Regions from separate parts of the Mus musculus genome. Here region 2 is linked to region 1. The links are chromatin loops, found by intact Hi-C in ENCODE. Cell type or tissue: heart. All regions are shown on one strand. Each heading gives the region's core, and the rest is flanking DNA. Links, peaks and the distances in the headings are about the cores only.

Region 1 (16,654 bases), core at 3,448-11,447:
GATGGGTGGGGCAGGGACTGATGGCAATCAGGAAAATCATTTGGCTTCTCTCAGGGCAGGGGGAGGGAGGGAGGAAGAAGGTTTGGTAAAATGGAAGGGGTTCTCATATGACAGCTTTCTTGTCCATTGAACTTGAAAAATATCCTTTTCATTCTCAGAGGCGGCTTCTTCTTCTTCTTCTTCTTCTTCTTCTTCTTCTTCTTCTTCTTCTTCTTCTTCTTCTTCTTCTTCTTCTCCTCCCCCCCCTCCTCCTCATCCTCCTCCTCCTCTTCTCCTTCTCTCTCCCTCCCCCCCACCAGCAAAAGATGGCAAAGAAATAGAACATAGAACTGGAGAAGCAGCACTGATCATTGGGAGACAGCTGGTTAAATATGTGAATTATAGTCTTACTTTGCAGAGGGCATCTGAGTGACCATAGAACTGCTAGGGAAGATAGTCAAGGGCTTCTTGGTCTCTTCCTCAAAGCATTATCCTTCCAGAGATTACAACATGGGGGCCAGGTAGGGAATACTTCCTGGCTGTATCAGAGGGTCATTGCTGGATTCTTTGGATTATTCAATGAATCCACACCTTGATAACTGCAAAACATGCATTGGCCTCTTCCCTCTGCAAACTAAAATGATAAGACAAATGAAGAAATTCAAGGCAAGGCTGCCCAGGAGGGCAAGGGTACCAGAGGTTAGGAAAGCAGGTTGGCCAAACAGAATGGGAGTTTCATCCTTAAGACCTTCAGAGATGTTTCTGCTGTGGAGGTTTCCATGGAGAAGATCCCAGATGCCCAACCAGCTGGGAAGGAGCTAACGTATACCCAAATGATTGCCCAAGGGTTTTCAAGGGTGATCAGAACATATTATCCAGCAGGTGTTGGGCCACAAAGGCCAAGAGCATGACCTTTAGAGTGGGACATTCCAGGGTTCGATGTTCCTAGCTCCTTCCTAGCTGCTTGATCTTGAGCTGAGGACTGCTTTAGCCTCAGTTTCCCCATATGTAACATACATTCATGTTATTTTGCAGCTTATGGGGTATAAAAGCAAAAGAGTCCTTGAAGAGTAGAAAATGCTTAATAACGTCCACCTGTCTTGGTTTTCCGTTATCATTGTCTCTGACAGCACCTGATGAGCTTTGGGAAGGGCAGAAAGGTGGTTGAAAGAGAAGAACACACACAGAACCGCAGAGCGCAGCCTCACACACCTCATGAGTGTGGCTAAAGTCAAAGCAGTGGCCTTAGGAGGAAGAGCCTTACTTTTGAAATGCTTGATGTCTGTTGCGTGTTTAACTAAAGTTATTTTAAACAACTCCAAGGATTTTATTTAAGTAATATTTCTGTGTGGTGTTTAGCTCAAAAGTCTTACTGTCCCTTAGTTTCATCCACCCACACATTCATTCTATCTATCTTATCTATCTTATCTATCTATCTATCTATCTATCTATCTATCTATCTATCTACCTACCTATCTATCTATCTATCTATCTATCTATCTATCTATCTATTTATCTAATCAGTCTATCTACCATTAACTCCCTCCCTCCCCCTCCCTTCTTTCTTAGAGTAGGGACAATAAGGAAATACAGAGAGAATGTGGGCAAAAGATGGGAGTGGAGAGATGGCTTCACAGAGTGCTCCCTGTGTTCCCCTGGAAACATTAAGGACTGAAGTTCAGAACCTCAGCACTCACTGGGTTGAATACTGAGACAGGGATACGCACAGCAACCTGAGGTTAGGCTAGCTAAGTGGATAAGCTCTGGGTTCACCTGGAGACCCTGTCTTACTAAGTAAAGAGTTATCAAAGAAGACACCTGCCATCAACCTTTAGTGCACACACACACACACACACACACACACATGAATCCCCCCAAATGGACACACACACAAAGGTATACACACACACACACACAAAATTAAAGATAAAAACTACCATAAAGCCTCTTTTTCACTCCGCTGGTTTTGTTTTCATTTTTAAAAGACCTGTACCTTTACAGGGCTGTGGATTTCCACAAAGTTTCCCCCACCCCCACTCTCCATGACTGATGAGCAGCCAGCAAGCTAGTGTGTCTGATGCACTCATCGGACCTGGTTTAGCACAAGGTCTGGTAGTTTAGGATAACTGGCATTTCCAAAGTCTTAGGTGAATCTGGGTTTCTAATCCTAGCAAAGAAAAGCAGAGATTCTGGTCCAGGTGGTCTGGACTGGTCTGGCAACAGGGCAACAGTGGAAACTCACCAGTAAACAAAGGGAGGCCTGAGAGATGAGAGCAAGAAGGGGGTGGGTAGAAACCAGGGACAGTTTGCTGTTGTTTGAGACAGGTTTTCACCTTGCAAACCATTCTTGCCTTGAACTTGTTATCTTCAGTCCCCACCTCCCAAGTGCTGGGCTTACTGGCCTGTGTCACTATGTCTGCCTCATGAACATTTTTATAGCCACCCTCCTTCCCCAGATGCCTATCTGCCTAATCTTCAGGCATCTGTTGCTGGCCAAAACAGTCATCTCTAAGATAACCCCAGAGGTGGATGCTGGGTCTAGAGGGTGAGAAGGCAGAGTCTCCCGCAGCTCTGTCTCTGGAAGACTGAGATAGTAGCCTGCAGACACCTGGGTTAGGTTTTTATTATGTTAACTTAGAGGTTGGCTTGCCTGCATCCTTTCTGCCTCAGTGACATCAAAGTTTGCTGAATCGGTTGTCTAGGCATTTCCCACTCCAGTGCTGTGTTGTGGCTAATCAAGAGAAAAATACTGGCTCCATTTCTGAGCCAGGAGTTAGGCTCAAAATACGGCGGTTTGTACCTGTTTTGAAGTTAAGTCCTGCCCTCTTCCTTATGAAAAAGATGTTTTTAAAAATAAAACCAAGGATTACTGACAATCAGTTTTAGGAGACACACTGTTCAGAGGTTTCTTGAGCATGCCGCTGTTCTAAAAAGTCTGGTCGCTCTTATTGGGTTTAGTTTTAGGTTGTGACCGGAGCTCCTAATTACACTCTGCAAACACGGAGCTATGGAACTGGAACTCAGCAGAAAAGTAATTACGGGGCTCGGGACTGATTGCTTTTCCCGTTAACCAGTCTATTGGAATCGCTAAGCCAGCTGTGGCAAGTCTATTTAATAACCTTCTTTTCATTTCCTGGTTTCTTACTCAGTTTCTCTTGCAGTCATCATTCCTGGGCAGCCTGGATTCATTGTTTGCTATTTCCGTCCATATGCTACTTTAAAATAATCACATGTGGGTTTATGTTTAAGTCGGCCCGTGTAGCTGGTTTCCATGGCCAGCAATTATCAGTTGTGAAAACCAATGGAATAAAGGAGTGAGCTATAGGACAGGAGGGGGAGTTAAGCTAGAAATATCCTCCAACAACACAGAGTTTACTGAGGTGCCAAAGGTATGTTTCACTTTTAATTAAAAGTAAACCTTTCCCCCACAGAGGCCCCTTGTGTGCTGAGGCACAAGAGGGCAGTGTTACGTTAAATTAAACTTTATGAAGATGTGATTAGTGGTAGAAGCCTGAAGGGACTGGATTCATCATAACCTTGGATATGAGACTTCTAGCGGTGATGAGAATGTGAACAGGCAGAGAAGGAGGGGATGGAGCCCATCTCCAGGGCTCAATAGTATTGATCATGACATTAACAAAGGAACTGTGATCTCTTCTGGGTAGGAAACCAGTTCTTTATACCCGAACCAGACCAGGGATTCTGCAGACCATGACTGCTCTAGAACACATTTAAATCACCTTTGGACTTTAGATGTCTTACTTAAAATTCACTATCCATCTAAACAAATGGCACAGGATGAAAAAAATGCTAAGAATGGGTGGTTGAGATGAGAAGCAGCAGCATCCAGCTTGGCATCTCAGGGCTTCAGGGCTGCCCTTGAGCATCTGGGAAGCTGAAGGTGTGTGTATTCAAGTGTTCATGCTAAGACACCATATTAGGCAGGGCTTTCTGCAGGAGCAGAACTGATAGAGTGGGTAGAGGTTAGAAAAGAGGATTTCCTGGAATGCTATGCATTAAAAGGGTTCAGTAGGCTGACAATGGCTGTGTACATGCTAGAGTGTCTGAGAACTCACTAACTTCTCAAAAATCTGGATGTCCTAATTGTTTCAATGCTTGAGGGTTGGAAAATTCCTGGGGAGCTCTCCAAGGGGCATGTCCCTTAATGGACTCGAGATTCTGTCAACCTGACAAGACCTACTATCGTATGTCCACCCGTTGTCAACTTGACACTCAATCACATCTCCTTAAGTTATGCTTATTTCCAAATGAAGAGAATAACAAAGGTATCATTCTACCTAAAATGATATACGTATCCAACATACAGCTGAACTATGCTAAATCATCGCCACCAGAACAGATGGCAAAGTTACCTGAAAAATGTTTAGTTTTTTTTTTAATGTCCCATACTTAGATATGATAATACAGTTAACAAAACAGAACTCCTGATATCATCTCAGTTGATGCTATAACATAGAAGGGGAATGGAAGAGGAAAGAAAACAAAAATATCTACTCAATATATGTGTATATATGAGTAAGCATATTCTTTTTTAAGAGATTTATTTATTTTATGTATATGAGTACACTGCTGCTCTCTTCAGACACACCAGAAGAAGGCATCAGATCCCATTACTGAGGGTTGCTGGGAATTGAATTCAGGACCTCTGGAGGAGCAGTCAGTGCTCTTGACCACTGAGCCACCTCTCCAGCCCTGAGTAAGCATTTTCTTAACAAAGTAGAACAGAAACATGTGATGACTGCAATCATGGTCTCTGTAACAGGTCGCATGGCCTAGAGCTGTGTTTATTGCTATCTTTATCTACTACTCATGTGTTTCCTCAACAAGCACCTTGGCTCTCTTTGTTCTTTACCTGGAGAGGTGACCAGCACCTTCATTCCAAATGGGTTTGAGCCATTCGTCATCCTGCCTGGATTGGTACATCCCATTGACTTGAATACCAGGCCATGCCAGCACCAAGAGATGCCCTAAAGCAGTGGTTTTCAACCTTCTTAATGCTACAACCCTTTATCCAGTTCCTCATGTTGTGGTGACCCACAATCATAAAGTTATTTTTGTGCTACTTCAGAACTGTAATTTTGCTACCGTTAAGCATCATAATGTAAATATCTATGTTTTCTGATGGTCTTAGGTAACCTCTGTAAAAGAGTCATTTGATTCCAAAAGGTTGAGAACTGATGCCCTAGAGTGTCTCCTGCTCTCAAGATGTACCTGTAGAGAAACAGTCTAATTTTACACTGCCAGTCTGGACTACTCATCTCTGCTGAAGTTGTGACTTCTTGCTTAGTGTGTTGACTTAAGAGCACAACGTGGCCATGGAGAAGTCTTAACTTTTACTCAATGGAATGTTTGTTGTGCCTCAAGGCAGAAGTGTCCACCTTCTCAAGAACTAAGATTTCTAGATGAATGGAACATACAATTAAAGGGACAGGAAACAAAAATGTTGTTAGTGGGTAATAAGGAGTGCTGCTAGGTGCTCCATTTGTTTGTTTTGATTCCCGAATCCATGAATCTTGGCAGGGAGAGAGAGAGAGAGAGAGAGAGAGAGAGAGAGAGAGAGAGAGAGAGAGAGAGAGAGAGAGAGAGAGAAACCATATAAAGGCTGCTGATTCAGACACGGTTAACTTGGAGTGCCCAGTCACAGGCCTCCAGACTATTACTACCTAGGTGTTGTTATAACTGTGTCTTTGTAAGTTATTTGACTCTTCTAACAAGTTAGCTGCTTCAGGATGACAGGGAACATAGTAAGACCAGTGAATTCCACGAATGTTTCCTTTGGTTAATTTGAATATTTCTGCTTATATAGATTTATCACGAACTGAATAGACTTCCTCCACTTCTGCAAACACCATGAGTGATTAGCCAGTGCTATGAGCCTGTAGGAGTCTGACCCATGGGTTTTGCCTTGTTTGTGCCATCCACTACAGTAAGTACACCTTGCCTTCGGCAGTTCCCTGTTGCTATTTGGCCCTTGATACTCTGTATATCTGTGGACCCACTGTATGCAAGTAACTGAGCTGTCACCCCTTCCGTGGTAAGGTCTGAGCTCTCCAAGTCTCTGGTGGCTCTCTCACAAATCTGCTCCTTACAGCATTGGTGAAGGGCATGTTCTTTGGACTCTCTTATGGAGGAGGATTAGTTTTAAATAGCAAATCTCCCTGAGCATTCCACTTCCCCAGAGCCTTTGAATCCCACCATCAACTCAAAGCCAAGGGATATCAAGCATTTTTTAATTCATTCAGTGTAGGCTATCTTTTGACCTATACATCAGCCAACTAAAAGCCTATTTGCACTCAAAAGAAAATTTTTTGCAAGTACCTGTATTAAAAGACATTACTGCAAGCCTCACAGAAGAGCACTACGTTCTGTTTTAAATTTCTTTTGTCTTCATATATGGATGTGCTATATTTACATTATTTCTACCCCTCCCCCTCTGCCCTTCAACTCCTCCCATGTTCCCCACATTCCCTCTCAGGTTCATGACCTTTTCTTCTATAACTGACCCCTCCCAACATAAGACCTACTGAGCCCATTTAATGGTTGTTACAAGTGTTTAGGGCTGACCACTTGGATTGAATAACCATCTGGGAGCTTGTCCCTAGGGGAGACTTTGTCTTTCTCTCTTAGCAGCCATTGATTGCAGGTAGCTCTTCATCTAAAGGTGGGGCCTTGTGAGATGTTCTCTATTGTGTTGTTATGTCGACGGATGTTAGCACCCTTTAAAACTGTACAAAGTGTAGCATTTAACCCATAATTTCTGATCAACGAGTCTCTACACGTTCAGATGGAGTCAGTTTTATGTTCTTTCCACAATTACCCGATATGCTTAGAATCTATTACCACACAGTTCCTATAACTTAAAAAATTCAAGTTCTTTAGGAGTGTAGTGCATCACATCACAAGACACATTGTGTACTTAATCTCTAGGGTCCTGCTAACACTCTGAGTCTGACAATAGGACTAGGGACAAAGGTGAGGGGTAAGTGGGAGACATTGGAATTATCTTCCTTGGCATCTCTTTCAGGGAAGGATATTACTGTTTCCACAGACAATGCAGAATTAATTCCTTCAGCAAATGTGGAGCGGGCAATACTTCAGGAAGTGTGGGTGGGGACACATTTGCTAGTACTTACTTGAGCAAAACAAACTTGTCAGAATATGAGAGTTCAATGTTCTTGGCTTCATCAGGGTCCTCCCACATGTCTCCATCCCAAGTTCTGCTCTTTTCCAATCAGTGTGCTCACTTTAGCTGCTGACACCTTTCAAGGCAGGGAGTTAAACTTGTGTTGTACACTAGCCAATCAGGCATCAAGAGCTTGGATTTTTTTTTTATTTATTTTAAATACCAGGCCTATGGCTGCTGGAGAAAAGATTATTTCTTAAGATACACTGGAGAAGCTGAGAACCCGATAGTTGCTCAGTTTATGATAGTGGATGCCTTAGCAGTCTCCACCTAACTCTGAAGGCGTGGAAGGTTCATGCCAAGTCACTTGTCATCAGTCCATGTTGGAAAGCCAAAGAAGCTGAAGTCTGATGTCAGCCAAGGATGACAGCTGTGGTGACAGCAGTAGTAGCAGCAGCAGCCACTGGACTCAGCAGTGAGTGAGGGCAGGCCGTCAATCAACAATACTTTTTCCTTGGACCTCTTTACTTGTGTCTGAGTTCCCTGCTGGGACAGGACATTGGAGGATGGTCTTCTCCCTCCAGTCAACGCTCCCTGAAAGTACCCTCATAGCCCTTCCTAGAGGAGTGCTTCTTAGTTTATTCTGACCTATCAGGCTGAAAATCAAGTTTAACCATCACAGACTCCAAGTATCATGAATTACTCTGAACCTAGAAATGCCTGCTCATTGTTTTGGCTGCTTCTAGTGTATGTCTATCTGTTGACCGATGAACCCTCACCATGTAGCTTCCATGAGTTCATTTATCTGTAGAAAGAAAAAAAAAACAGAGCTACACTGTAAATATATAAACACACACACACACACACACACACACACACACACACACACACGTGTGCATGTGTAAAATAGTTTGCTATAAGTTTAACATACAATTTCATTTTGGTAAATGATAACAAACAACTGGATTATCATATGAATTAATCTCGACACGAGCGGAATTCAGGTTCAGCATCTTTAATGATGCTTCTTCTTTATTTTTTTCTCCAGTGTGGCGGATTCAGCTTGGGGCCTTATATGTGTTAGGCAAACACTCTACCACTTGGCTCTACACCCAAAGTTTTTTATACTTTTAAAATATTTTATCCCTGAAAATACACCTAAACACAAGTTCAGAAAGGTTTGCTGAAACTTTGGTACCTCTATAAGTATAGCTAATTATTCAAACTAGATTTCCTTTAAAATCGAAAGGTAATGCTGGTAATAATTGCTCAGAGACAGCAGGCACAAACCAAGTCTATACAAGGCAAATCAAGATGCATTATGGCTCTGAACAGGTTTTACTGAAGCAATAAATTCAGACTTCAAATACAGAGAGACTGACACAGGACACTTTATTATCTAAGCATCAGTGATAGCGTTGGAACAGAAGCTCCACCTTTGTGGCATTGAGTACAAATATCTCCCCAGTATACATGGAAGCATCTTTTTGACAAGCCCTGGAATCCAGGCCTAGGCTTCACCTCTCCTCCTCCTCCTGTTCTTCTTTTCAGGACAATTCTCAAAGCACTTAAGCCCAGCTGGGGGATCTTGCTTTAGTCTCCTGACATGAGTGGAATGCTATTTGTTTTTCATTTAGGTTGAAGTGGGGTCTTGGGAAAGGATGTCATTCAAATGTCACCTGAATTGGGGCTGCCTAACCCAGGCTGATGCAGTCCTTTCTTTGTAGTGTCACAGCCTTAACATTATTTTTTGACTGATTACATTGTGTGTATTGTCTATAAAGGACAAGGACTCTGTGTCCTCTATTATTGTCACTAATAAATGAGGACAGTGCCTGAGCAGAGTTAAATATCCTTGAATTAAAGAGGCTAGAAACTGATAACTTGAGATCATGATGAGTTATGAAGGAAAAGGTCAACCAATATTCATAAGGATATGATTTCCAAGGAAGATATATAACTCACAACCAAGAAATAGTTGTTGGGCTCTTTACAAGGTGCAGAGTCTTACCAAGCGCCACACACCATTGTCGCATCTAACCTAATAGTTCTAAACACTCTTTCTTCTGACTTGTACATGGGGAAACTGAGGCACAGAGAATTTCAAGTGTTTGCTTTAGTTAGAAGTGCCCAAAATTCCACAAAGAGCTGTTGAAGGATGTGTGGAAAGCCTAGTGATGTGATGTGGAAGGCAGAGGAGGATCTCTCAGCTTTGGGCAGCATAGAGCCTCTATTGATCAAAAGCTCTGAGCTCATCCTTCTAAACACAACAGCCCTATCCATCCTGCCCTCTTCCTCCTCTTCTGTGTTCTTACAGGATCTTTTGACTAGGTTGAGTTGGGACTCCAGGAGACTTCACTTTAAGGAGACTTTTAAAAGTATCTATGTTCTTGGAGAGGTCACTTCTACTTCAAAGAATTTCAAGAGTAGCCCATTAGAGCCACTCCAGGTCATGCTTGTGGAGCTGGCACAAACCAAGGGTGTGGAGTGGCATGAGGGGTGCCCACTAAGGCACTGGCTTTTCTGCTTGGCATCAACAGTGAATTCACTGCTCCATTATGGCTTTCTCCTTGGGAATTTCTGTAAAGCAGATATTTTATTTGCCTTGTAGTTTCATAGTTACATATGATGGGCGCTAATGGACTTTGCAGTGCACCAACCTCTCTCCTTCCCCATCAAATCACAGGAAATAGCTAACACGATATACCCTAAGGTTTTACAATGTTCTTGCTTCTTCTCTAACATTATTATAGGATCTGTTTCTGGTGACCAGGAAAGAAAAGAATGATTTCCCCAATACTGTTTAACAGCACAGATATTTTAAAAGGCTGAGCACATTGTGCTTAATGTTGGCCATGCTTTAACTGATCCTTTGAAATGGTGGTGGTGGTGGGAATATGGCTGAAAAATTAAACTCAGTTTACTTTAGAATCATATTATCCCAGACAGGCCACGCTAGCAGTAAGACCTGCTTGTCTCTAGCTGTGTCTCTGGGAGGACAGACTTCTGTCCTCTTTTAGGGAACATATTTCCTTGGTTTCCCTACTCCTTCTAGATAAATTTTTATACCACAGTGATTAGAAACTCATCTTTCCCAGGTGACTGTGGATCAGAGTGGATGCGGCATGCTTGACCACTTGGAGAATAATAGGTGGTTGTGGAGACAGGCACACGTTCTAGAGAAAAAAATGGGGGGGGGCAGGCAGTTGAAAGCATTTCTGAATCCACCCATCTATTCATCTACCTGGGGGTCAGAAATAAACAACGAAAAGCAAACCAACACATACAGGGTCTTCCTAGAAGCTTACTATCAGTAAGGCAGGACACTGAGCTCTATGAGATCCAAGGATCACAGGGCAGAAATATTGCCATTAAAGAGAACATACAATCTTTTAGTTTATAATAAAAATAACCATTTATGTTTCTCACACATATACATATAGATAATATAAAGTTGGGAGTGCTAAGTATGACAGGAAAGGTATAACAAGAAAAGGATGAAGTATTTCAGAGAAAGAAGCTATTTCTATGGCTTGGAAAACTAGGAATGATTTCTCTGAGGTGGTGTTGGAATAATGCTTAAACGATGAGCTAATGGCGCCCAAAAGAGTCTAATTTGAGTCCCGGCTCCCCTGACTAGTAGCTGTGTGGTATTAGGGAAGTTATTTACACCCTCTAAACCCATCATGCTGTCTCCAAATTGGGACAATGGTCTCTGCCCTGCAGGCATGTGGCACAGAGACCAGGCAGGCTCTGGGTCCTCAACAGAGTGTCTGGTGGGAAACAAAGGCTCATGCCGTGACAGCTGCCTCTGTTTTGTGGTAACTGTTTTTAGAGAATGCTAAGAAATGTTCTACTAGGGAAGGCCATGTAGTACAGAGATGCTCTCAGATGCACTGAGGGTACCAAAAGCTGATAGAGTTGGAGGACACCACAGTGTTCCGAGAGAGAATGAAAGAAGCAGGGGTCGGGGTTTCTGTGTAATGGAGAGTAGCCGTATGGTGGGTGGCAGTGGATTGTGTCATCCCATCTAAGGACCAAGAGCTTGGTGTTTCCTATTGAGGAGGGCAGGGAGACAACTAAAGAAAAATAAACATGAGTTACAGGGGAAAGGGCACAAAGTCTGCTTTGCATTAGTGGAAATGAAATGGGCGGAAAACATTTGGTTGTTTGATCATGAGAAGAGCTATTTTAAAAGTTCCAGGTTTGCATGCTCTCCAGAATGGTTATTCTTAGTAATAATGCCAGGAAGTCATGTGATGGAGGAAATAAAAAAGATGCAACTGGGACTCGGAAGATGTGACCTCAGTCTTGATGTCACCAGACACAGCGACATGAACGAGAAAACCCACCTCAAGTTGTCAGCCTCTCTTGCCTCAGGTGCAATTTAGGTTTGATGCTGCTGCCTGAGGATTTAGAAGGGGTGCAGGGCCAAGTGACATCCAGGATGTAAATGATTGGGGCAGCATGAGAACCATACAGCAGTGCAGAAAGTACTGGATGCAGGCAGAGGGCAACTGAGAGGTGAAGTCAGGAAATTACATTGTAGCCTAGTGGAGGGTTTTCATTTGGATGTGCATTCTAGCGGGTCCCTGCCTGTCTTTGGAGGACAACTTGTGTGCTGTGATGTGTTAACTCTACAGGTTCATGTTTTGAATGTTTGGTCCCCACTTTATGGCATTATTTCAAAGCTCAAGGAGACTTTAGGAGCTGGGGTCTGGCTGGTGGAAGCTGTCATGGTCGCACAGAAACTTCTGAAGAGGATACCCTCCCTGGGGCTATTCTGACTCTACCTCGGGGTCTCTTCTAAGGCCAGAGCTGCTCCTAAGGAACCAAAGTCAAGTGAAACTGAACTCCACAATCTCTTCCGTGCTTTATCTTTTGGGACAAGTATTTTGACATAGAAATGACCAAGCAGCCGATGTAATCTCTGAGGGTATTTCAATACCCTTGGCTTTAAATTTTTGGAAATCCAACAAGAGCATTGTAAGTGAGGTCTAGACCAACTTCTCCCAACTGACTGTTGCCACACTGTGTCACTGGCTACAATTGCCTGGTGTCTATGACTATGATGGAGCCAAGAAGGATTTGCTAAGGCTAAGAGGGGAGGCAGAACTTATACACGAATAATAAATTCCTACCAAGGGACACATACACCACACCACTCCACACCACCACGGCATAGCACACCACACATACACCATACCACACTACACCACAGCACACCAAAGTACACCACGCCTCACCATGCCACAGCACAGCACAGCACACTACACCACACCACACCACACCATACCACACCACACCACACCACACCCACACCATTCGCATCATACCACATTATACTCCTCCACACCACATGATAGCATACCATGCCACAGTACAGCACACCACATACACAAACAGACACCACACCACATATACCACACCATACACACCACACACAGCACACCACATACACACCACATACCACACCACACACAGCACACCGCATACACCACAGCACAGCACAGCACACACACCACACACATCACATATACCACACCACACATACTCTACCACCCCACACCACAGAGCTCCGTGTGTAAATACATCTTCAACTGGTGAAGTACGTGCTACAAACTTCACAAGCTCTCAGTGTTCTTTTTACTAATTGGGAATTCTAGTTGTCTTTGGATATTATTTTAACTTTTCTATGACCATATAAAAGTTTCAAATTAAAAATGCATGCTGACATTTGTTGTTTTGCAACACACTTTGTTAATATTATAACAAAAGTGGATATTACTATGTTGAAAATTTGGGGCATGCCATGATTTTTTTCCCTAGTAAAGACAAATCGCATTGCACTCATTTAAGACTATTATGTCTTGCACTCAATGTGCAGGTTTGCATTTCAAATGAATCCATGAGTGTATCCTCACCAGCATTAGTTAATGAGGAGATGCAGATTAAACCTGCAACAAGACCTCACTATTCAATGCCATACTTAAATTAAAAAGACCGACCCTTACCAAGTACTGGCAATGCGGTGCAACATCTGGAGTTCTCGTACAGTTGTGGAGGGAGTATATCATTGTACAGCCACACTGGAGAACAGTTGGCAATTAAATTTAATGTAGTTACTGAATGACTCAGCCATTTTACTCCTAGGCATTTATTCACATTTATTCAGGAGGAGTGGAACCATATGTCCACGGAAAGACATTAGAACACTTACAATACCTTTATCTCTGCTATGTCCAAGAGAAAGAATCCAAATGTTTATTAGCAAGTAAATGGATAAAAATGAGCTATGGCCACACAATGGAATATTACTCAACAATAAAAAGGAATGAACCACTGAAAAAATACAAGAATGGATATCAAAATGTGATTTTTGTTCACATAAAACTCTAGGAAATGCAAAGTAAGGTATTATGACAGAAAGACAAGTGGTTGCCTGGGCATGGGACAGAGACTGCAGGGGAGAGATGTCATAGGAATTTCTTTAGGAGGTACAGCAACTTTTTCACCGTGGTAATGATTGTACAAATATAACATATTTCAGGTAAAATCATACCTATACATGTATATGTATATATGGTGTACAATGTATTAAGTAAAGATGGTAAAACACACACACACACACACACACACACACACACACACACACACACCACACGCTTTCCCATCAGACAAAGTTTCAAACCACAGCTTTGCCTCTCACTATTAGTGTTTGTTCAGACAACTACTTAAAATATTTTGAGTGTCAGCAGTTGATGGGTATAGTGGGCGATGCCTACTTCAGAGTGCTGTCCTAGAGAAAAGTTCTAGGACAACCCTTTGGACATAGTTAACACTCAGTTGCTGATGGTTGCCGGTGATGGTTGTAGAGTGAGGATTTCATCCGCTTGAGAGAGATTTTAGGGATATTTTGCACCAATGCCTTTCCTCTTGTGTTTGGAGTTATAGCACATGTCCTGTAGTTATGATCTATAAACACTTGAATAAAAGTAATACCACTGTCACCTTATTGTACACCTGCTAACAATATAAGCATTCAATTGCAGCTACTCTCTTCTTCAGTAAAATCAGACTCTTGGGTGAGGGCAGCATCTTAAATCTCCCAGTCAACTGAGACATCCAGGGATAACTCTGTGCTACTCTATGGTGTCCATAGACCAGGAGCATCCCATGATGGAGTAGATTCTTAGATGTGAAGCTTCTGACTCTGCCTTAGAATTGCTACACTGGAAGCTATACTGGAGTAAGAATTCTGCTTGGCCATGCACACAAAGAAAATTGACATCTACAAAGTGGGATGGACTCTCAGAGTTTCTTTTATATAATGTTATGTCACATATTTGAATGTTATGTAGTAGCATTGAGTTCCATTGCAGATCTTATTATTGGAAGGAATCAAGGAAGCCAGGAAATTATTCCTTAGAGAGACAGAGGGGCAGGCAAGCCAGAGAGAACACGCAAGTGCATATGCTTGCTTCTTACAACAGAAGGCCCCTCATTAGCACTTCATAAAATGGTGATTTGGGATGATTGAGGACAAATTGATGCTAACTGAAACTTTGGATTTAAATACTTTTCAAGAAGCTCCCTTGAGGCCATTTATTTTCAAGCACTTTCCAAATAAGGCAATTAACACGAACATCTTTCTCCGAGAAACCTGGTTTATTAGTCAGGTCTGAGTGTGGGTTATGTGTTACTGTTTACTAGTTGCCCTTATGCTGGGCTTTGTGCATGAGCTTTGCTGCACTGTCACACTCAGTGAGCCCTCACATTAAGCCTGTAGACACTTTTCATCCAAAAACCCATGTCTGCAAAGGGCATGGGTGTGCAAGCCCTGAGTTCTTTCTAAAGGTCACAAATGGGAAGCTTGAGATTTGAACCCATGCTGTTTAATCAAAGCTGTGGGTGCTGAGTCTAGGGAAGCAAAGATTGAAGAGTCTGCTGTTGGTGGTGATGGGTTTGAGTCTTGACTTTATGTTTACATGGATGGGTGGATGGATGGATGGATGGATGAATGAATAAATGAATGAATAAAAGACACTTTCATAGAACATCACCATGAGACAAAAGGTCTAGAATTTTCTAATGAGTAACCGAGATGAGGAAGCCAATCTGGAAATAAAGAAGGCATCCTGCTGGCACTCGGCCCCTAACTTGGAGGGTTGGAGTAGGGGTGGAGGACTAATGAGTGGGGCAGCAGGCTAGGAGGAGGTTACAGGGGAAATGAAGGTATTGATCACAAACATTCCAGCCATGTGTCTTTGCCCCAATTGTGTGGCAACATGCATTGCGTTTGGCCTCTGTTGGACACACAGCTCTTAACAAATGGTAGATTATCATTGTTATCAACATGATGCTTACTGTATTTTTTTTAATCAAATGAGAGCCTTTGCAGGGAGCAGCTGCCTCATCCACGGTCATACCATTATCTTCCAGTTACTTCAAATGAAAGCCCGGTTCTACACAGCCCCATCCCAAAACCCTACAGCAAAGGCTGTAAGTCACCTCTTTACAATTCCTCTTCGGCATTCTTTTTTGTTATCTAACTTGAGGTTAATATTACTTTACTTTTGAGATATATTTTAATTTAAAACAAGAAATACACTTTTTTTGAAAAATAGAAAAATACATACAGGCAAAATAAGGAAAGCTTTTGAAGATGCCAACCCTCAGATAATTGGTCATAGGATAGCATCACACATAATGTGGATATGGCCATCTTTGCCTGTTCACCTTTATGTCTATACTTTATCACTAGAACCTAATTTTAAATCAGAACTAGCAAAGCTGTTTGTCCCTAGTCTTGTCCATGAAGCCACTACTAGATTCAGGGGCTTTGGGGTGTCCCTTGGAGAAAAAGACCTGATGAATGGTGACCATTTGCCTTTTGAGGTTTATATCAATCTTCTCCTGAGACCGAATCTCCTCGAGGTATCTCAGAGTGATACTGAAAACGATTCTTGAGAAATCCACCTAGAGTAAAAATGCCCCAAGCCACTTCAAATCTGCACATGCCCCAGGATTCATTCCTGAGTAGCTGCCTCCAGGTCCAGGGTCAGAAATGCCAAGAGTCGAGAGCTCTCTATTGAGTAGGAAAACTTCTAGAGAACTTCAGTTATGAGTCCAGAGTCTTCATCCTTAGGATGAATTCTGAGTGATGTCACATTTTGCCATCAATATATAAAACCAGTGCTGGCTAGTCAATTCAGTTATCAGAGATACCAGCACCGACCCAAAGCCCCGTCATGCCCACCAAACATGTCTATTTTCTCTAGAAGTTAAGAAGGTAGAGAAGGGATGAATCAGAACATGGTGGAGCCTGATGCTGGAGACATCCCACCTCTGCCCCCTAAGGCAGCATGCACACTGATGGGTGGATGAGCACTGATGGAAGATGAGCATTTTGAAGACCTCAGGTCTTCTTGGCTTCTAAGGATCTTGAACCCTGTGAGCTGTGTTCAAATTCCTTTTGAGAAGAGAGAAACAGAGCTGCTGCTGCTGCTGTGCTATTAGGAGTGAGAGAGA
Region 2 (16,654 bases), core at 4,232-12,231, 660 kb after region 1:
TGTCCGCCTCGGTTCTGTTGATTGCAACCAGCACGTGCGAGGCGGTTGAGCAGAGCCTGCTGACAATCTTTTTTTCTTTCCTGGGCATTTCTTAATCTCCCCGTGAAAGAATGAGAAGAAAGTTAAAGGGGACGGGTCAGCAGGAACGGGCCGTATGGGCAAGCCACTGCTACGCCCAAGGCAAGCCTCTCTGAAAGCAAATGTGGAGTGTGCAAGCATTGATGGCAAGTCACAGCCCACTGAGTGTGAAGACAGACCTCTGAGGGAGCCTCACAATGGCTCTTTAAGAAGCTCTGGTTCGTAAGGAGGATCTGGTGTCACCCAGGCTAGAGTGTGTGCATATTCACCCTTAGCTTGAAGCAAGGGGCTATGTATTAGCAGATCCCTTTAGATACTTTACAGCCAACCACCCTGTTCTGCTGAATTCAGTCATTGCGTTCTGTTACTAAGCAACCTTCATCCTTATTCCCAATAGCTGTGTGAAGACTGGTCAAGTCTCCCACTTTCCCTGTGTGTTTTGAGGAGGAATTCTTTTCTAGTAGAACCTCTGCAGCAGCCTAGTTCTGATGGCGGAGGAGCAGCAACTCAGGAAATTAGCTTCCCTAATCTCATTAGCAGGAGGTGGAGCAGGGGACTCTGGATTTGGGGAAAGAGTTTGTTTCTCTGAGGTACTGAAGCAGAAAGCCTGCCAGTCAAAGGTCACCTTCCAAGCGGATCCCTCTTGTTGGGTTAAAACCATGTTGCACTGCCCCTGCCTTGTTCCTCTCTCTTCAGGAGATGTAACCATTTTTGTGATACTTACTTGCCTCTGGGATGCTTAGCCCTGGATTTAATTCTGGCTGTGGGAAATCACTCATCCATGCAGTACAAGAGAAAACTAGAGTTTTAGTTCATTGATACCTTTGTGTAAGTCTGTGGACATACCATTTATAGGAGCAAATCTTGAGAAGGGTTTTACATTATTTGAGATCTTGTCTGGCTGTGCACTCACCACTAACTGGCATAAGAAACAGGCAGTGAGGAGCGGCCTTCCCCTAGTTCTGTTAGAAGCAAGAGAAGCAGCTGAAGCCACAGGAAGAGACTTGGGGATTAACACAGAAGAGACCATGTTCTTTAAAACAAAGCCAGATTGATGTTCAATTTATAACTCTGGCATGGGGCACTTCATTCTCCCGTTTGGAGTAGCTAGTGTATGACTTATGACGGTATCGTCAGTACATCATGCTATCATGTACAAGTGATCTGACTTTGGAACCACCCTAGGGCGCCAAGGGAACAATCACATTTCTCTGTGACCCACTGGAAACCCTGCATCTCACTCAGCTGGCAGGTCTCCAGCTTCTGGGGCCAAGAGTGAGTGAGATGTGGTTTTCTGAGGTTCACACCAGCTAGGGAAATAAGTCTCAGGATGGAAGTGTTTTATCCTCTTCTCAGGGGTGTCAGCTTCAGTCACTCTTAACAGCATCTTTCACTGGCCTACTAAGGGTTGGGGTCTTAGGGTTCAAAGAGGTGAGCTGTGAAGTGGTTTTAACTGTACGAAAAGGTTCCTGCAGTTTAGCAAAACACACCAAGCTGTTAAAGAGCTTAGCCTGAGCGTATCTTGGTTCTATTTGTAAACAAGAGGAAGAATGAATGAGCGAATTTACCTTCTTGACAAATGTTTGCTGGCTCTCTGCTTTGGGCAATTTGAGTGTCTCACAAGCTGTGGAGACAGAAGCTATCTGGCCTTGGTCAATGAACTTACTGGTTGGTAAATCGTGCTTTTCTCATTTGTACGTCCATATCTACAAATGTGTGGCATGCATTCACAGAGCAGCCTCACAGAGGTGTGATATGCAGTACACTGCAAGCTGCCTCTTACGAGTGGAGTGGCTGGCCATGTGGGAATGGGCTGCAGGTGCAGAAGACGGGCTTAAAATGAGGCCATGGTAGTGTATGGCAAGTGCTAAAGAAAAGTGATCTCGCCAGGTTTTAAAAGCTACATATGTTTTTTAACATTTTATGTATTTAATTTAAGTGACATGCACGTGCCACTGTATGTATATGAAGGTCAGAGGACAACTCGAGGGAACAAGTTCTCTCCTTCCATGTGGCTCCTGGGGACTGAACTCAGTTTGTAAGGCTTGGCAGCGGGTCTCTTTCCCTGCTGAGCCACCTTGCTATCCCTCACTGAGATTTCCATCTTTAGAAAGTTAATCTAAAAAGCATGAAAGTATCTCTCTCCTGTGTTATACCTAACCAAATTACATTTTAATTTAGATCATGCACTGGCTGTTGGAGTGGAAAGTAGAGTGATGCACAGAGATATGTTCACATAAATTGTCCAGTCAAATCAGGTGCTTGAAGGTATTGCGTTCTTAGGATTCAGTTCAATGACAAACTGAAATGTAGTCATTTTAGAGAGAATCTCTGGTTATCCCAGGCATTGTGGCTACTGCTCTGAACCCCACCACTCAGGAGGCAGAGGCTGGGGCAGTGCTGCAAGTTTGAGACCAGAGTGAGAAACAGTGAATTTAGCCCACTAAAATACAATGCTTTTCTGCTGTTGCTGTTGCTGTTGTCTGATACACACAGCGGCATATGTGTGTATCAGATTTTAATACCTCAGCCTCTGTCTATAATCCTGCGACTGTTGCTGTTGTATAATTAACTTCAGAATACTGAGGACTTCTATATAATATTTCTCTTAGTTTACATAGAAACCACCATAGGTAGGTGGTTTTCTTTATCTCCATTTATAAATAAAGAAACTGAGACCAAGAAGGATTGATGGCCCAAGGTCACATAGCTAGCACATGGAAACCAAGACTGTGGAATCATGGCCTGGCTGACAAGCCTGAAGTCTTCTCTTCTGCCAGCCTCTGCCAATCAGGCTGTTCTTATCTATCTATCTATCTATCTATCTATCTATCTATCTATCTATCTAACTATTTTCAACACAGCTGGTCACTGGCAGCACCTCACCCAATTCCCTTTTCCCATCTACAGCTTTATCAAACAGTAAAGGTGAATTCCTGCTAAATGGAGACTTTGTTGTCTCCATGTCCAAAAGGGAGGTCCGCGTGGGGAGCGCCGTCATTGAGTACAGCGGATCGGACAATGTGGTGGAAAGACTGAACTGTACGGACCGTATCGAGGAAGAACTTCTCCTTCAGGTAAACACTGGGATGGTGGCCAGTGGCTCTCTCCTCTTAGCACTGCAGGCCAGCAGACTTCTTCCCAATCTCTCCACACATTGCAGGTGTTGTCCGTGGGAAAGCTGTATAACCCAGATGTGCGGTACTCATTCAATATTCCCATTGAGGACAAACCTCAGCAATTTTACTGGAACAGTCACGGGCCGTGGCAAGCATGCAGCAAGCCCTGCCAAGGTATGCTCAAGGGTTTCCAGCTTCTATGGGTTTGAGGATGGGGAGGGGGGAGGCGTAGGCATGAGGGGCTCTGTTTCATTTATCTACTTGTTTACTGATTTTTTTTTAAGAACAGCTATGTATATACAATCCAAAAACCTTTCTAGCTGCATGCATCTTCTCACTTCTTTTACTCAGACCTTTCTGGTTGTTTCTGTTGTCAAGTTGAATTTTATAAGATTCAGGTCATGTCAGGTCACACTGCATTTTCTTCTAAGAAGTTTGAGTGTATGTGTGAAGCCACGCAGAATCAATACTGCCACTTTAATTTTCTATCATGTGGCTTTACGGGTCATAATTTTTATTAGTTTTGTTTCTTTTTGTTAAATTAACGTCAGCAAACTATAGCAGCAGGGTCAAATTCAGCCCCACCCTCTTTTTATTAATACAGTTTTATTAAAGCCGGGATACTCCGAGTTGTTAGCAGTCTGTCTATGGCCAGCTGGTTTTGTCCTGTCCTGGTTGAGTTAAGTGTGGCAGAGATCATACGGCCAACTCGATTGAAAATACTGCCTAGCCTTTGCTAGTAAGTGTGGGAGAGTCAGTCCTTGATCTTGGTAATTTAGAGCAGGTTATTTCCTCAGCAATAATGTGCCTACTCTTTGCTTAGGGGAGCGGAGACGAAAACTTGTTTGCACCAGGGAGTCTGATCAGCTAACCGTTTCTGATCAAAGATGTGACCGGCTGCCCCAGCCAGGACCTGTCACTGAAGCGTGCGGCACAGACTGTGACTTGAGGTGCGGCCTCTGTTTTCCTTGTATCTTTCTTCCGGAGTCAGTGGGCTTGAGGGGAGATTCTGTGGGGGATGCGATGGAGACAAGAGTTGCCAGTCTTTTCCTAGCCTTGCCAGTGTTTTCCTCACACAAGCTCCAGCCAGTTCTGAAACTGTTTAGCCGAGATCCATCACTCTGGATTTCTTGTTCTCCTAAGAATTAAAAATAGTTAACAGAGCAGAGCACTGGTACAAAAACAACTTGATCTTCACAACCCAGTGATTAGGTTTTGGCCTTACCATCGAGTCAGACTTTATGTAAGGGAATACCCATGGTGTTCCCTTCCCATCCAGAGCAGACACTGTGCAGAATTCTTTTGTGCATGAAAGTTTCAGTGTCTACATATATAAAACACATAAACACATGCACAAATCAGACAGAGAGACAGACAGACTGAGAGAGACAGAGAAGGAGACACAGAGAGAGGGGGGGACAAAGAGGGGGGGCAGAAAGAGAGGCAGAGACAGAGAGAGGCAGAAACAGAGAGGCAGAGAGACAGACACAGAGACAGAGAGACAGACACAGCCATAGAGAGAGAATATTATGCATTAATGTAGAGGCATGGAGGGAATGAGAAAAAATCTAAATATGACTGGCTAGGTATTCACGGAATTCTGTGTTTAAGAAAGGTATGGTATCTGATGGAAGAAATATTGAGAGGGTGGAAAATTCTAGAGTGTTTCTATTGCCTGGGAGGTTGACTGTGTATAAACATCCAACATCATGAGGGCTGTATTGTACAACCTGCATGCCAAGTCTGCAATTACTGTGGGAGACTATTGGCATAGACTAGCACTGGAGTGTGATAAGGTCTCTCCATTCACAAGAAGCGGAGTAAAGCACTTTGAAGTTCCACATCGCCATGCCAGGTCTTCGCAGTGTTAGCTGCCTGGTGTAGGAGTGCAGATTATAAGGTCCTCTTGTGTGTCCGAGAGAAGAAAGTGCCACGATCAATTAATAGTGTTCTGTCCTAGGAGTCAGAGGGCCAGCAGTGACATGTGCATCATAGATCTTCCAGTCCTGACCTGAGGCTCTGACTTCAAAACCAGGCACTTTCCACTCTACCACACATTTTCTGAGGCTGTTATCACTAAATGGGTTGCTCTGTGGCTTCTCAAAACATATGGACAGAAGTCACTGTCAAAGTAAGATGTTAAAAAGTTAGTTAAAAGAAAAGGAAAGGAAAGGAAACGTTTGGCAGTACTACTTTATTTTAGATAGTGTCCATATAAATCTATTTGCTTCAGTCAATTGAGTTACACTAGTTAAGGTAGAATTAAGGAGTCCTTTCATGGGAAATTAAGTTGAAGAGTCACTGAATTCTTGCACAACTTCCTTGAGATGCAAGGTTAACAAGCTGAGTAAGATTGCATTCTCGGATCGCCTTAAATCCAGCCATCGTGACATCTACCATTCTGCAAGTAAATATGGTGGAATAGGCCACCTTTAAGATCTGGGTTTGTGTTTGTCTGTTGTGTTTGTTGTTGTTGTTGCTTTCACAGAAGTGGACTTGGGACCTAGAGAATTATACATGTTAGGCAAGTGTTCTGCCTTTGAGTTAACCCCAACTTTCTTTCTACATTTTAAGATAGGGTCTCACTAAGCTGAGAACTATTTTTAACAGCTATATATAATATCCCCAGAGTAATAGGATGGGTTTTATGATTCTATTAATACAATTAATAAACCTATACTTTTTTCAGTTACTACTACTTCTATTGTCTTAGTCATTGTGCTATTGCTATGAAGAGACACCATGACCAAGGCAACTCTTATAAAAGAAAGCATTTAATTGGCCCTTGCTTACAGTTTCAGAGGCTTAGTCCATTATCATCACAGCAGGAAGCATGGCTGTAGGTAGGTAGATAGGCATAGTGCTAAGAGCTATATTCTGATCTTTAGGTGTATGTGTGTGGCGGTGGGGCTGACATGACTTTTTGAGCATCCCAGTGACACACTTCTTCCAAAAAGGCCACACTCAACTCAAACAAGGCCACACCTCCTGATCCTTCTCAAATAATGCTGCTCCCTGATGACATTCAAATAGATGAGCCAATGGGGGCCATTCTTATTCAAACCACAACAACCACAGCATAGATTTTATCATTATTTTATATATCAAAATATTAACCCTGACTGCTGCTATGCAGATTGCTTCAGATCACACTGGATGGCGTAACAGCCGAGGCTTAAATGTGGCCCATCCAATGGGAGAGGCTGTGTACTTCAGTTCCGGAACAAAGCTGCCTCTATTCCTACTTTGTTAATGCTGTAGGATGATAGACATGCACCCCATTCTGCCATGCCATATATGAGGAATTAATCTCTCCCAGTGTGTGTCCTGCCTCATCTGTTCATCCACACTGGGACTCCACTGTCTGACTCAGACTGGGGCTAGTCACATCCTGAATGGCACATGCAGTGTCTGTAGGTCTGCTACCTTGAACATGAAACCTCCTACTCTTACAGTGGCAATGAGTGTGAGTCTGTACGAAGCATCTCAAGAAACAGAATGTGTGAAATCAACCAAATGGTATTCAATAATCCTATTCCAAGCTTATCCAGCAAATAGCCTTTTTAAAGAGGAGGTAATGTCTGCACTGTTACTTCAAGAACCAAATACTTGTCTCTTTAAGCAATCTTAAGATGAGTCACAACTCAGCATGCGATGGCTCTGGTTTCTCCTGCAGTAGACACCATGGAGCATAATATTCACACAGATCTTAAAAGTCAGTGCAGGAAAGGTAGACTCAGCTCGGAAGAGTGTTACATTGGGCTGCACAGACTATCGCAAGGGTGCTGCCTTCTCATTGGCTGATTTTTAAAGTGAGCTGAAACTCTGTGAGGGAAGTAGGGAAATAGGGGCAGGAAGATGGAGAGTCTGAAACTCGCCTAAGCTAAACTGTAAGACCCTGTCTCTCAAAAACCAAAGGCCTAGGCTGCAGCCTGAACAAGCACGGATGAGGGCTGGGGTCTGCTCTTCAGCTCTGCAGAAAATTAAGAGAAGGAGGCAAAAATAGAAGTTTCTTGGAGACTCAAATGCCAAGGATGGCATAGTCATAATAATAATAATGGCTAATTTATTGTGTATCCTTCACAGGTGTTAGACGCTACTCTCCCCACCTTGTTCCACCTGATCCCCCCCACCTAGTGATCGACTCAGGCTCTCTGCTCATAAGCATGAGAGCTTCCATTCATACCCAACATTTGCTGATTAAATAGTACAGACTGATTTTTGTTTATATTCTTGTCATAATACCAGATAAAACTTCAGCCTGAATTTTCTATTCTGATCAATAGCAAGGTCAATGTGTTATTATTCTCTATATTCCCCATTTACCCATTTAGAATCAACTTTTAAACACTTTTTTTTTTGGTGTGGAAACTCTGCCGGAGGCCAAGTGGGGACAAGAGCCGGAAGCACAGAGCTGAGTGGCCAAAGCAGTTGTGATTGTAGATAAGAAGGAGAGGGGGCTTCTTCATCCCTGCCTCCTCATAGAGGTAGCAGATCTGAGTGTGGAGGAAGTCAAACACTGAGGGCAGAAAGAGTTCAGGGTTAGCTTTAGAACCACACAAAGGGGCAGACGTGTGCTTGTGCCTAAAAGTCAGCGAACAACTGTGGCTTTCAGTCAGTGCTCAGGTGATCTCACGACTGGCTCACTGCTGGCTTTTTTCTGACTGTTGGGGAAATTAAAGGTCCCTGCTAAAATATGCGGAGACACAAACCAAGCCTATGGAAGATGTACTGTCCCTTTTGTCCACCTGACAGTCCGTCTAATCAAGACTCATGCTGAAATCTGGCCAATCAGCTGTGAGCACAACTGAGCGAACAGAGAGGGAATGGTTACTGGTTGGTCACACTCCAACGTAGTTTCTCCCAGGCATGTTCATGGGACCACCAGTCAGACGAAGCAACTCTTAACCTGTGTATTTGAGAAGCCCTCCAAAACATCGTCTTCCTCATATGGAGGCTCATGATACTGGTAAACATTGTGAAGCTTCAAAGACCTACAGTATAGAAGTCCATTTCTTCTGGTAGTTCTCAAAATCATTTAATCCAGCCCCCATTATCTACTCCTACACACATGTTACGTATTTATCTTGTTCTTACTTATTAGCATATTAAAACACAGATTTTATTTTACTTTTTCAGTGTTGGTGGCTGAACACAGCTCTTTTTGCCTACTGGGCAAGGGCTCTACCATTGAAGTATTTCCCCAGTCCTCAGATTTCTGAGGCAGGAGCTCTCTATGTATCTCAAGCTGGTTTTAAGCACCCTCATCTCTCTAGCTCCCACCTCCTAAGTACTGAGATACACACATACACCTGACTAGCAAATACTTTCCTGAAATATAATAATGAAATATAATAATAGCATTTTATTTCCCACAAAGTGAACTATGAACACACTGTACTGAAGAACAGGTCACGGTCCAGAAAGAATATAGAGCAAACTAGATTTAATTTAGAGTTTGATTATTTTTATAGATTCTTCTTGGGGATCTCTGCTTGGCCCCTGGGTCTTATGCGATGACAGGGAAGTGACTTTGGCAGCTGAACTGCAAAGTGCTTTCTTGTCAAGACATCTCCCTCCTTTCTCCAGATGGTAAATAGCCTTCCCCCAGGGAAGTGACCACGGAGGCCTGAGAAGGTAGCCAAAAATCAAAGTGCAGATGGAAGTTCCAGATGCCACTGTAGAACGAGTTCACCTTTTTTTTTTTTTTTGCCTCACTTCCTGTAGGAAGTGACAGTTTGCCCCAACTGGCCTGTGACAGGATGAGATAAAGGATGAGTTTATAAGTCCTCGTTTACTGTGTTAGAACAAAATCTCCCTGACGCTATTTCAGTGTAATGGAAAATCACAGCCCACTTTCCTTGCCAGTGGTCAACTCTGACCTACTTTTGGACATTACTTAGAAATTCCTTGATAAGCGTGTTGGCTTGAGTTCCTCTTTTTTCCCAACTCCTCCCCTAGACAGGTGTGTATGAGTGAACATTAGGACATTGAGAAGTGGCACACCTCCCAGTGGCTGAGATGAAGGGAATTAATAATGGGAGAGAAGATCCCCTGGAGGTTAGAAGAAAATTATCTTTTTCTAGATTTCCACATACATTTCAAAATCCTGATTTTAAAAACTGTGAATTAAACATTTTTTGCTTATGTTTTAAATTCAAGCACTCTGTTCCTGTTGTGTTATAGAAAATAAGAGTAGTCATTAGTATATACTGTGCACCTGATGTGTGTCAGAAGGCTTCGTTATGAATAATATCAGGGATGTAAAGGTGGCAAAGTCTGATGGATTCAAATCTAATTTTAAAAGTGTATAATGAGGGTTTGGGAGACAGTTCAGTTGTAAAGTGCTTCTGCAAGCACGGGGCCCTGAGCCCACTTTTAAAATGTCAAGTGCAATGGTGTAGCTGGGGATATAGTGGAACCCACTGGGCAGAGGAAGGTTCTTGGCCAACCAGCCTAGCAAAGTCTGAGTTTCCAGTGACAGGACAGGTCTCAGTGACAGTGCCTGTCTCAGAAAATAAGGTAAGACTAGTAAAATAGTTCAGAGCATAAAGACACATGTCCCAAACTTCATGACCTGAGTCGGGTCCTTGGAACTACATGGTGGAAGGTGAGGATTGTACTGTAACCTCTATACCTGGTATACACACACACACACACACACACACACACACACACACACTGTGATTAAAACAATAAGTAGAAGGAACCAGAGAAACAATACCTTTAGTGGCTTCCACATGTACCCATGCACACGTACACACATGCATACACACAGATACACAGGTTCATACATATAAACACAAACACACTGACATACATGTTCAGACACACAGTCATATCAGTCATATACACACTCACACACACACACACACACACACACACACACAATATCTGCTGTTCCAGATATTGTGTCCAGCTTTTGCATCTTTGCCTCTCTCTTCATGTGGTCATGACTGACCCCCATTTCTCTACTCTCTCCCTCTCTCTGCCTTTCTCTGCCTCTACTACTCTCTTAACTCCCCTCCCCATGCCCTGAATAAACTCTATTCTATACTAAAAAGCAAGCAAACAAACAAACAAACAAAAACATTTCCAGCCGTATGTGTGTGTGTGTGTGTGTGTAGTGTATACACACATGTGCAAGGGTGTGCACCTGCTTTCATCACTCTCTGCTTTATTCCTTTGAGACAGGGTCTCTTATTGATCCTGAAGCTGAGCTGATGGCCAATCCCCCCAAATTTAGTGTTTATTACAAAACAATAATAATAATAATAATAATAATAATAATAAATAATAACGCTCCTAGTGTATAGCACGTACACTTGAAAATTTTTAATTATTCCCCATATTATTCATTCCTGCATTATTATTATCAGAATAGTCGCTGAGTATTTACAAGCACGGACAGACAAAAAGAAGCATTCCACAGATGAGTTTCCCAAGAGCCAAGTGAAATACTTCATATAAAAATTGCTGTCCTTGCTTTGCTGAGTTCCAGTTTGTTTGTTTGTTTGTTTGTTTTCCTTTCTGCTGCTTGAATTTCAGACTAGCTGTACCAAGAGATTCTTCACAGACGTAGCATCTCTGGCTGTGGTTCTGTGACTTCCACGTACATTGACAGCCATGAAAATCACACGGATACCTTGGTCTGAACTTGGATTGTAACTGGCTGTGACTTTGAGCTGTCATCATATTTGAATGAAGAAAGAACGAACTCAGCTTTCTTACTAGTTGGATGTGACACTTGTGTTTAACACAAATGTTGGTTTTCCACCATTATTTATGTCTAGGTGGCACGTTGCCAGCAAGAGCGAATGCAGTGCCCAGTGTGGTTTGGGCTACCGTACTTTAGACATCCACTGTGCCAAATACAGCAGGATGGACGGGAAGACGGAGAAGGTGGATGACAGTTTCTGTAGCAGTCAACCCAGACCGAGTAACCAGGAGAAATGCTCAGGAGAGTGCAGCACAGGTGGATGGCGCTATTCAGCCTGGACCGAAGTAAGTTGGTTCTCATCTGAGAGTCCTGAATACCAAGTCTGATGAGTGATCATAGCTCCTTCTGGGACTGTGTTAAGAAACCCATTTAAACTGCATAGAGAGAGATCTGCAATTGATTTACGATGCCTTTTAAGTCAAGCTCTGAAAGGAAGGCTCCCCAGGTTAATTTGTAATGTCTGACTTGAATATAACATGAAGAAAAAACTAGACTTGGGTATGGTAGGACATTTATTTCTTAAGGGCTGAAAGAAACAACATAGCTTTGATTTTAAGCAGTCTTTGTAAAGAATTCAGAAATGCCTTATTTTCTTTTATTTTTTATTTTTAATGATCATAGTGTTCTAGAAGCTGTGATGGTGGTACCCAGAGAAGAAGAGCAATTTGTGTCAACACCCGCAATGATGTCCTGGATGACAGCAAATGCACACACCAGGAGAAAGTCGTAGTACAGAGCTGCAATGAGTTCTCCTGTCCCCATTGGAAAACAGGAGACTGGTCAGAGGTGAGAAAAGGAAGCCCTGGATCCTAGCTCAACTCAGATGACTCTGGATTCCCCAGCGTCGGGCGGAGGTGTAGACTACTGTATGGTTCTTCCATCTCACTCCCATTTGATTCTCCATTTCCATTACTACTGAAACCCTTTAGTCTGCCTAGGGCCTCAGAGTCACTAGGAGTTGGCTGGATCTTACAGCCCAGTAGCTTCTGCTGCTGACTTTAACGGAGTGGTTCTCCCCCTCCCCCACTTTGAGCTGTAAATCGTTGGCTGGAAATTGAGGCTTAATGAAGTGTGAGGTTAAAATAGTTTAGACATGAATCCAACAAAGAGGATTCCCATCTTCCTCGTCTTTGAAATAAGAGATTAGACCACCTGGCTTACACATCCAGTCACATGGGAGCGCTTGGTTAGGGGGAAGCCCAGGCTGAGTGTTTGAGAATAATAACTTCTCATCCCTTGCTTTATGAAGCTCAAGGCAACCCCATCTGTGCCCCGTATCTGGATCTTGGGATACAGTAGGCATCTTGTCTGTTAATGTAGCCCAACATTGTTACAGCCCAGTGAGAATCTCAGCAAGACGGCTCCTCACTTCACCTCCTTCAGCGGATGCAGGTGGTTGGGGAATAGACATCCCTTATTAACTGGACAGGTCAGAAATGTGGGGAAGCAAAGTTGCTACAACCACAGCTCCTACACACACACACACGCACACATACCCTTATCTCCCCCCAATGTGAGTGCAATGTAAACTGTGTATTTCAGGTGTCAGATCTGAACAAAATACCCCTAATGCTGCTGGAATGGTCAAGTATCGACACATGTCCTTACCTATGGCTGATTTGTGGTCACGTGATCAACAAACTTGGCGCTTTCCCAGTAGATTAAGCACTAAATCCTTGATTTTTTTTTTTAAAATATGATTGAAGATAGCAGGTTTACATTATACTTAGATAGCTAATACTTTAGTGTCCAGTTGTTCATGAAGCCAGGTGTGGTGGTATATATCTTTATTCCTACTCTTGGGAGATCAGGAATTCAAGACCACCCTTGGCTGTGTGTACTATAGTGAACTTAAGGCTTAGCCTGAGACTCATGAGACCCTCTTCTAAAAAAATAAAAAGTAAAGGAGAGGAAACTTTTATAGCAAACCCTGACTAAACGTGTGTTTGAATAAATACTGAACATACAGCCTAACTGTTCCAACACTTCGTTAACACTTAGTAACCTTGGATAAAAAGACTGGAATGGAAAGAGTAAAGAATTGAAGAAAACATTCAATTATTTTACTTTGTCTTTTGTACTTTTTAGGCATTTTTTAATTTTTCCAAAGTGAGCCCAAATAATAATGATAATTATATTTGACATACTTTTCTTTTTGAGAATGTCATACATGAATACTGTACGTGCTAGACACTTTAGTTTCTCTGAGTCAGAATTATTGTTACCCCCATTTTATAGATGTGAATATTGAGGCACAGAGACACTGTGACTTGGTTATAGAGGTGTCAAGTTGGTCGGACTTTTAATTCTTCACACTGAACCTCTGTAATGGAAAATCCTGACTTCTGTTTGTTTCTCAGAGCATGGTACTCTGCTTTTCTGTGTTTGAATCTGGCCATAATACAAAGGGAATAAGAAAAAAGATTCTGGAAAAAGAAAAGAAGGAGATGGGGGAAAGAGTGGAAGGAATGGGGCAGGAGCAGCTAGTGGGAGCAAATATGGATGAGAAGCATAGTGATAAATACTCATGAGAATTTCATAATGAAAACGAGTAAGAACCCAGAAAGGGGGTTGAGGATGTGGCTCAGTTGGAGGAGCATTTACCTCACACGCACAAAGCCCTAGGTTGGAACCCCAACAGCGTGTAGCCCAGACTTAGTGGGCACCACTACAATGACAGGAGGTGGGAAGTAGAGGCGAGAGGATCAGAATCTTCAGTGACCCTCAACCTCATGGGGAACTGGAGGCCAGCCTGGGCTTCAGGAGGCTGTGCCAGGATAAAAAGAAAGAGGGAAAGGAGAACGAGAACAGGATGAAAGGAAGCGGAGAGCAGTGGGTGTTTGCTCATTGCTGTTCAGTAGTGGGGAGGGGCCAGAGGTGGGAAGAGGCCACCTGCTCTCATTCGAGAACAGCCCCCACGGGCTCCAGCACATTGATCACAAGCAACCCTGATGGCCTCTGCTTTTCATTCCAGTGCTTGGTCACCTGTGGGAAAGGGCATAAGCACCGCCAGGTCTGGTGTCAGTTTGGCGAAGATCGATTAAGCGATAGAATGTGTGACCCTGAGGCCAAGCCGGAGCCCATGCAGACGTGTCAGCAGCCAGAGTGTGCAGCTTGGCAGGCGGGTCCCTGGGGACAGGTATTTTGAATGATAAGATTCTTAACTGCATTCTTTCCCCCCTTATCTGGAGAGGGGCATTCCAGTGGTGGGGTTTTACTGCTGCAGCTGCCACCGCCGCCGCTGCCGCCCGTGATGTTGTGACTTGGCCTGCACTGTGCTTGAGCAGCTCCAGATCCAGCACATGGGACTCAGTGGCTTGCTGTCCTGCATCCCTTCCAGAGTTACCTTGCCCTGCTGGAGCTGATTACTCCAGTTACAACTCCATGTGCAGGTTTTCACCCTGTTTTAAACTGCACACAAGTATTTAAACAAATTCACAACAGACGTGGCATCTGGCAGATGTAATTCTCCCCGGGGTGAGCCTCTGTGGGTATGTGATTCTGCCTGCCAGTGGAATTGGACCAGAATGTCTGGGCTGTGCTTTGGGAGGGATATTTCGGGAGGAATCCAAGACTCACCTCTCATAAATAAGTGAGATTCTTCAAATGTAGTCAGATCAAAGGGGTCCAGCATCCTAATCATCGGGTTGAGAATCTTTTCCTAGTCTTCTTGTGTGTAATGGGTTCCACATCTACCATTTCAAAAAGAGAGAGTGCACGTCCCCTGGGCCCAGTTTGCTCTTGGAATCTAGTCTTTCCTAATATAGAAGCAGGAGAGTGCTGTGTACTATTTAAGCAGCACTCCGAGTTCCCAGTAGAAGTGGAACAGCTGTCTGCTGTCACTTATGCAATCTGTTGAAGAATGACTCCCTCTGCCCCCCCCACCCCCCCCCCCCCACCCTGACCAGCCATGGCCACTCCTGTTCCTTAGCCTCTGTCTCCATTTCTAAACTTGCATGCAATACACAGGCAGCTTTGTAACTATGTCTCGGCCTTCCTCATCCTTACTGATACTGTCTTTAAAATTTGTCTTACATTTTTTTAACACTTAGTGTATGGGGGGAGTGTTAGAGAGGAGAGAGAGAGAGAGAGAGAGAGAGAGAGAGAGAGAGCTAGAGAGCTGTCTGTCGGGTACATGTGGAGGCTAAAAGACAGCTTACAGAGCTGGTTCCTCCCTCCACCATCTGGGTCCTAAGGACTCAAGTTGAGTCTTTATTTTGGAAGCAAGCACCTTTACCCACTGAGCCATTTTCAGACCCCCATACTGACACTTTTCTGCTAGAATCTTCTGCTCCAGAGATACTCCAGTCCAGTGGCAAATCATGTCTAAAGAAAGAAAGTCCCTTTATCCTTTCAAACAGTGTTTCTTATTGGTCCAAATAGCTATAGCATTGCCTGAGTAATGAGAGGCTGTTCACATACCTTGGGCTCACTCTCAGGAAGTGACTGCATATCTACTACAACTCAGACCAATTTCTCATCCATCTCTTGCCCATCTCTCTTACAAGGAATCTGGCCTTTCTCTAACTGATCATGCACCTTAGGCAAACACTCATATCTAAGGTATTAGAAAGAATTTACAAAATATGTGTTAGCAAAGAGGAAAAAAAATCAAACATACTGCTGACAGAGCACAGAAAAAAAAAACCCCAAAAAACCAAAAACATTTTTAAGCTTTGCATTGGAATTGTATTCTGCCTGTATTTTTGATTGAATAGAAACACAGGACATAAAATTGACTATCTTAAACAAATAGGTATTATTCACTGTATTCATGTTTTATGACCTCCATCTACTTTCAAACCATTTCCAGCACCCCAAAAGAAACCCTATATGCATTCAGCAATTATTTGCCATCCCCCTCTTTGTTAGCCTCTGGCAACCTCCCAGTTTGTATTTGGGGTCTGTGGATTTGCATAAGCTGGACTTTTCATAAGCATGGGCAGTTGCGTGTAACACACATCCTCTGTGGCTGGCTTCATTCACGCTACACAAAGCTTCACTCATCTGCAGAGGAGCATGTCTGATACTGCTTGCTGTCAACTTCTGAATCCTACCCCACTGTGTGGATGAGTGCCTAAAGTAGATATTTGGGTTCTCCCCACACTTTGACAACTATGAATTTTCTTGGCGTAAATGAACAATCATTTATCTTAGTGCTCAATGACACTTATTTGGAATCTGTTACCCAGGGATATAATTGCTGGCTCCTATAGTAACTCTGTGTTTAGATTTTTAACTTCCAAGTGGCTTTCCCTGGAGGCTGTCCCATGTTCCATCCTTCTAGCAATATATAAGCAATATACAATTTCTTTCCTATCATTGTCAACAGTAACTATTTTCCGTTTGAAATTGTAGCCCTCCTACTGAGGGTAAAGTATTGTCTCACTATGGTTTCTGCTCCTATTTCCCTAATAGAAAAAGATGTCAACCAATTGGCCATGTGTTTGTCACCATTTGAATGTTTTCTTTGAAGAAATGTCTAGTCAAACTTCCTGTCCATTTAAAAAGCTTAGAATGGGGCCTCTCTGTGGCTCTGTAGGCAGAGTGCTCTTCTAGCATGGGCCAAGTCCTGAGTTCATTCCTAGGACTGGCCATGGCACATACACTAGGAATGCTGGCATATCCCTATCACTTCAGTAATCAGGAGATGGAGGCAGGAGGATCACAAGTTCAGAGTCAACCCTGATGACATAGACAGTGTGAGGGCAGCCTGAGCTACATGGAACTCTGTCCC

Evidence for each region. Hi-C counts contacts between places; a loop is a spot of excess contacts. Peaks named below come from ENCODE experiments on the same cell type or tissue, not always from the same donor. Only the 100,000 strongest peaks of a DNase experiment are listed, where the experiment ranks them.
Region 2: it touches region 1 in a loop (8-fold over the local background); 4 of 42 quality-filtered maps call a loop at or near these places.

The regions. Positions count from the first base shown.
Region 1 is chr6:93,530,242-93,546,895 of GRCm38, reverse strand. No RefSeq gene overlaps it. Among named protein-coding and RNA genes, the nearest start is that of Gm22312, 29 kb to the right of the region's middle. In heart, for the core only: no CTCF peak of the experiment used is centred there; a DNase peak (open chromatin) is centred at 7,115.
Region 2 is chr6:92,867,337-92,883,990 of GRCm38, reverse strand. Adamts9 (a disintegrin-like and metallopeptidase (reprolysin type) with thrombospondin type 1 motif, 9) reads left to right here. Exons shown (of 40, transcript NM_175314.4): 17 at 2,989-3,155; 18 at 3,242-3,371; 19 at 4,021-4,147; 20 at 10,991-11,201; 21 at 11,539-11,703; 22 at 13,892-14,056. It overlaps Gm15737 (predicted gene 15737), which reads right to left and starts at 14,634. Exons shown (of 2, transcript NR_169058.1): 1 at 14,497-14,634; 2 at 1-4,335. In heart, for the core only: a CTCF peak has its summit at 9,212; a DNase peak (open chromatin) is centred at 8,870; H3K27ac peaks cover 840 bases.